Regions from separate parts of the Homo sapiens genome. Here region 1 is linked to region 2. Evidence: chromatin contacts called from ENCODE Hi-C or POLR2A ChIA-PET data. All regions are on one chromosome and are shown on one strand. The core of a region is the stretch at or near the end of the contact, and the rest is flanking DNA. Distances in the headings are between cores, read along the strand shown. Region 1 holds the start of TMEM44-AS2 (TMEM44 antisense RNA 2). Region 2 has its middle 5.2 kb from the start of FAM43A.

Region 1 (2,700 bases), core at 111-2,610, 58 kb after region 2:
GCAGGGAGCTGAGATCGCACCATTGCATTCCAGCCTGGGCAACAGAGTGAGACTCTGTCTCAAAAAAAAAAAAAAAAAAAAAGACTATGCTTATGGCATATAAATAATATCTAAATAAAGCTGTAGTTTTTGAAAATTAAAAAAGATTTTTTTTCTTTTTTTCAATCCTGCTCCTTCTATAGAAATATTGTTTTCAAGTCATGTCTTGCTTTAAACAAACCTACTAAAATCAATAAGGAGATTTAAAAATTACAATAATAGTTTACTCTCAAGAAAAACAGCCCTGTGTACTTGAACTGTGCGGTGTGTGGCTGGACAGGAGGCGGCCGGTTGCAGAGATAACCAGCTCTTGGCTGCGGGGCCGTGGGCTAGGATGACATCCAGGAGCAGGGCTTGGGCGACTGCCTGGGGGCGGAGGGTGCCGTTGGCAGCTTCAGAAAGGAGAGTGAGAGGCAGATGTGGGGGTATTTGTTCTCCGGCACGTTTGTTTCCTCCTTCCTGGTCTTGCACCCCACCCTTTTTACTGCGCCCTGTCGGCGATCAGGACCACGCCCCCTTCACCTCGGGATCCCAGCACCCATGCGCTTCAGCAGCGCAACTAATTGCTGTTGGCTCAGGAAATGTGGACAATACGCAGGAAGGGACGCCGTGCCTTACAGCGACCGGCAGGGACTCGGCCGTCCGCGAGCCCAGCCGCCCGCCCCGCTCCGGCCAGGATGTTGGAGGTGGGTGACCGCGAAGAGGTCGGCGGGGGGCGGGGGCCGCAGTCTTTGTGCGCGCGCAGCTCCCGGCTCCCGCCGCTGGGGGGCGGCCTCCGCCCTGCCGACCCCCGACAATAGCGCGAGGGGTGGGGAGCGCGCGGTCCCGGAAACTTTTCCCCGGCGCCTTCGCCGCCGCCGCCCGCGCCCGGGAGCGCGCCCTTCTCTGCCCGCGGTCGGTGCGCTCGGCCGGAGGCGCCGCGGCGGAACGGAACCCAGAGAAGGGCACGCGGGGCGGCGGCGCTCGGGGCTTGCCCGCGGCGAGGGAGGCTGCGCCCAGGTCCCCGGCCCCGCGCCGCGCGCCCAGCCGCGCCATGGGGGAGGCGCCCAGCCCCGCGCCCGCGCTCTGGGACTGGGACTACCTGGACCGCTGCTTCGCCCGCCACCGCGTCTGCATCTCCTTCGGCCTGTGGATCTGCGCCTCCTCCTGCTGGATCGCCGCCCACGCGCTGTAATGGGGCCACGGGTCGGGGGGCTGTCGGGCGGGGAAACGGGCGCCAATCCCCTGCTGCTCCCTCTCGGAAACCTAGAGGAGGGGGCGGAAAGGGGGATGAAGGAGATGGCTCAGTAATAGGATCCAATGGAACATTGCTCTGTAGACTGAAGTGGGATCTTCTTTCCGGATCCCACGCACAGGGAAGCTGGGCTGTGAGCCAAAGGGAGGAGGCTGGGTGGTGCAGCGGATGGGGCCCCGAGGACACCGCGAGCCCTGGGTGCTATTGTCAGCCCTTCGCCATTGACTCGCAGTGTGACCTGGGCAAGCTCCAGAACCTCTCTGGGCCTCCTATGACCGGAGATAATACCTCATAGGATGATGGGAGGATTCGATGAATCAGTACCGTTAAAGCACTTAGTAAATGCTCATTAAACATCATTTGTATTGCTCCAGCTAGGCCACCAACTCTTAGGACCTTGGCAAGTCCCTTGATGTTTCTGGCCTCAGTTTACCCAAAGTCCTCTTAGGTGGGAAGGGAGGTAGTGATATGATCCAGCTGGCCTGTCTTTGCCCTGGTCTGTCCAGCACCTGGACTGGTTTGTCCAGATGCCCACGGTAGCCTAAGTTCTAAGAGTGAATCTCCAGGTCCTCAGCCGCTCTGTCCTAGGCATGGAAATCCACTAGCAGTGCTCAGGATGGTGCCGCCCAAGCATTCCCTGGCAGGGGAGAAAGGACCAGCACCCCTGGGAGAGGTTAGAACTGTCTCCCTGTAGGCACTCAGTGGATATTCTCCTAAGGCGTTTGGTCGTATTGCAGAGATTCTGCAGCCCCACTACCCAGTACTGCAATACAAATAAAAAGACGCCTAGAACATTTACTGTAGGCCCAGTGTTGCATTCATTAACTCATTCAATGCCTGCCACTCACAATATCAGCACCAGGAGGTAGGTGCTGTTACCCCCACTTTCTGTAGGGAACCCTGAGGTTCTGAGAGGTTAAATAACTTGTCTGAGTGAAAGGAAAGAACCAAAACCCCAGATCCTATTGGAAAGGGGCAGGCTGGTAAGAGAGATTAAACTGTTCAGATCAGAGGCTGGAAACTAACAAGGCGCTGGACACGCATTATCCTTTTGTTCCTCACAGTTGTCCTCAGACCAGCACTGTTAGGCACTTTGCCAACCTTGGAGGGGTTAAGAGTGAGCCTCTGCTTCTCACCCTGCCTGGGATCTGGACATACCCATTTGTTTTCAGGGCCTTGCCATCCCTGAACCTCCCCTGCTCCCCTTTCTCTTAGAAGAATGTGTCTTCGGAGTGGTGTGTGGGCTGGGTTAAGGTCAGCTGGCACCCTGGCCCCAAGAGCTGGGGAAGTGGCTGAGAACAACAGGGTACGGAGCAAAGCCCCCGCGTGTGAAGCCAGAAGACCACCATTAACTCACCTTCTCACCAGAGGCCTCAGTTTTGTCCTCTCAAATGGGAGGGTTGATATAAATTATTTCTAATTGGGGT
Region 2 (2,700 bases), core at 152-2,651:
CATGCTATTGCACTCTAGCCTGGGCAACAAGAGTGAAACTCTGTCTCAAAATAAATAAATCAATAAATATAAATAAATTACCCAGCCTCAGGTATTCTTTATAGCAACACGAAACGGACTAAGACAGTGGACATGTGCAACAAGCCTGGAGCAGAGAGTGCAGAGCGCCCTGGGCCTAGCACCCTCCTGGCTGCCTGGAGCCCTGAGTAGTTCCCCATGTGTCAGTCATGGCTCCTACCCCAGCAGTCCGTGCACATTTCTAGCTCTGTCATGCATCACTTAGCAGCAGATGCTGGGACTACTGATGCATACCACACAGAGGAAAGAGTTCTGCTTATTAAATTACTAAATCCTGTTTAAAAAGACGGCAACTTGCTCCTAATAGAATTTCTATGTTTCTCGTGATCCTTGGCAACTACAATGAGATTTTTAAATCTCCAGTATGGTGCCAGGGGTAGATTCTTCCAACCAGTTCTCTCTCTACTCACAAGCAGAACCCTCAAAAACAGCTCTGTCCCCTGGGAGGGAATTGTGCTTTCTTAGTATAACAGAGCCTTTCTAATTTGGTTAAAATCTGTTCTGCTGACTGTGGGGCAGTGAGAGGTGTTTCTTTAGGGAAACCATGTGTGTCCACACACGTGTGTGTGGAGGGGGTTCTCTGAAGCTGTCATAGTTGGGAGGGTATGAAATACTATTGTTTATTTTATGCCATTTTATTCCTCCCACCTTCCTGCTTACATATGCGACAAATGGTAGAAGTGAACATGGGATGTTTGTGCTGTGAGGAGTCGATGAATGCCTCCTCCCAGACTCACGCTGCCACCCCTGGAGGACCGCGTGCCGCCGGGAGTCACCCTGTTTTTCATGCAGTCGATGCTGCATTGTTGAACACGGAGGATTACCTAGGCTGGGAAAGAACGTGGAAAGTGTCTCAGTGCATTTAAAGTACCATCAGGTTAAGTCATGGAGAAACATGAGCCTCACTTTGCAGGAAAGAAAAGCTAAATTTGATGAGTAAACCAGACTTCAGGTGTTTTCTGGAAGGTGTATTTTATCTAATGACTTAGCTTTGCTTTTGTCGCTCCATTCTTTTCCCTCTGAGCTCCAGGAGCAAAGTAGTTTTAGGGTCTTTCTTTTATTTTCATTCAAAACATCTCTTCTTACTCTAGTGATATCATCCCTGGAAGACTGAGAAGTCAGAAGAGGTGAATCACGTGTCACCTTCACATCTCTTCTAGAATTACATCAGTCAGAGCTCTGAGGTGCAGTGGGGATCGATGCCAAAAAGCAGAGGGGAGGAAGGAGAGATGGGGAGGGCACAGACGGAGGAGGAAGGGAGCTGGCTCTTTCCAGCCTGCTTATTTTCTTCTTCCTCCTCCTCAACCTTCAAGCCCCCCTTCCTATTTATAAATCACATGAGAGGAAATATCAGACTTTAAAGAGATGGCTGCTTTATATTTATTGATGGTGTTGGTTTCAACACTATTTGCCTGAACTTTTGGACCAACCACCACATGCCTGTCAGTCACAGATGAAAGCCAACATTGGCATTCTCACAGGACACTTAAACTAGATAAGAATGAAGACACACAGACCCTGCCCTGTCTCCCAAGTATTAGCCATATTATCTTCACTCTGTCTCATCTCTTCATCAGTTTCAAACAGCAGAGGAACTTGGCTATGCATGGGAATAATTTCAAATGTGAAATCTAGTCACGCAGGCTAGTGATGGCCCACACAGCCGTCTGCTTATCAGGTGAGCACACTGGTGTGGAAGGGCTGGGATGGGTGGCTGGGCTGAGACTGGACTTTCCTGACCTCTCTCTAGCTGGGGTTTTTAATGTCATTCAATGATGTGTATCTGAGGTATTCAGGGAGAGGGATCGGGACGCACAACCAAGCCAAAATATAATAGATTCAAAGGCCTGGACGTCCTAAGGCCCTTAAGACTGAATTTTTTTTAAATGTTTTCCACTCAGCTGGGTACAGTGGCTCACGCCTGTAATGCCAGCACTTTGGTAGGCTAAGGTGGGCAGATCACCTGAGGTCGGGAGTTTGAAACCAGCCTGACCAACATGGAGAAACCCCATCTCTACTAAAAATACAAAATTAGCCCGGCGTGGTGGCGCATGCCTGTAATCCCAGCTACTTGGGAGGCTGAGGCAGGAGAATCGCTTGAACCCGGGAGGTGGAGGTTGCGGTGAGCTGAGATTGCACCATTGCACTCCAGCCTGGGTGACAAGAGTGAAACTCCGTCTCAAAAAAAAAAAAAAAATATATATATATATACACACACACACACACACACACACACACACACATATTTTCCACTCGCCCCCTTTGCTTTTCTTTTTTAAAGATAGTTCTATGCCTGAACCATTCCTGTTAATTAGGAAGAAAATCTTTCACCCCTCTTTCCTCTATGGTTCCAGTGAATTCCAGACTCCTTAGGATTTCTGGGTCTAGCTGCTCAGAACATATTTATGATGAAAACAAAGCAAAGTGGCCTCAGGACACCAGGGAAGGCCAGGAGTGAGATCCATTTCTGCAACACAGGAAGAGAGGCCTCAAGGGGCAAAAGGAAAATATAATTTGCAGAAGGCACAGTTTTGGCAGCATCTTATTACAACTTCCAGCTGATCGGGTGTAGCCAAACTAGAGACATCTGTTTGGAGTTTACAACAGAAACAAACACACAGA

The links. Hi-C counts contacts between places; a loop is a spot of excess contacts on that map. ChIA-PET counts read pairs that join two places held with the same protein, here RNA polymerase II (POLR2A). Pooled maps may share reads with other maps.
Region 1: a pooled map shows a loop between it and region 2 (6-fold over the local background). The contact joins the promoter of TMEM44-AS2 here to the enhancer-like site in region 2. A Hi-C loop is called at or near these places in 6 of 50 pooled maps. POLR2A ChIA-PET finds 5 or more read pairs at or near these places in 5 of 52 experiments (GM10248, WTC11, activated CD4-positive, alpha-beta T cell and 2 more).

What each region holds. Positions count from the first base shown.
Region 1 is chr3:194,631,588-194,634,287 of GRCh38, reverse strand. TMEM44-AS2 (TMEM44 antisense RNA 2) reads right to left here and starts at 1,360. Exons shown (of 2, transcript NR_186047.1): 1 at 1,121-1,360. TMEM44 (transmembrane protein 44) reads left to right here and starts at 869. Exons shown (of 10, transcript NM_001011655.3): 1 at 869-1,209. The coding sequence starts at 1,073. RefSeq lists a silencer at 671-1,100.
Region 2 is chr3:194,689,732-194,692,431 of GRCh38, reverse strand. No RefSeq gene overlaps it. Among named protein-coding and RNA genes, the nearest start is that of FAM43A, 5.2 kb to the right of the region's middle. Within about 2 kb of position 1,401, at least 8 of the 41 ENCODE cell types and tissues checked have a DNase peak (open chromatin) inside an H3K27ac peak, as active enhancers do.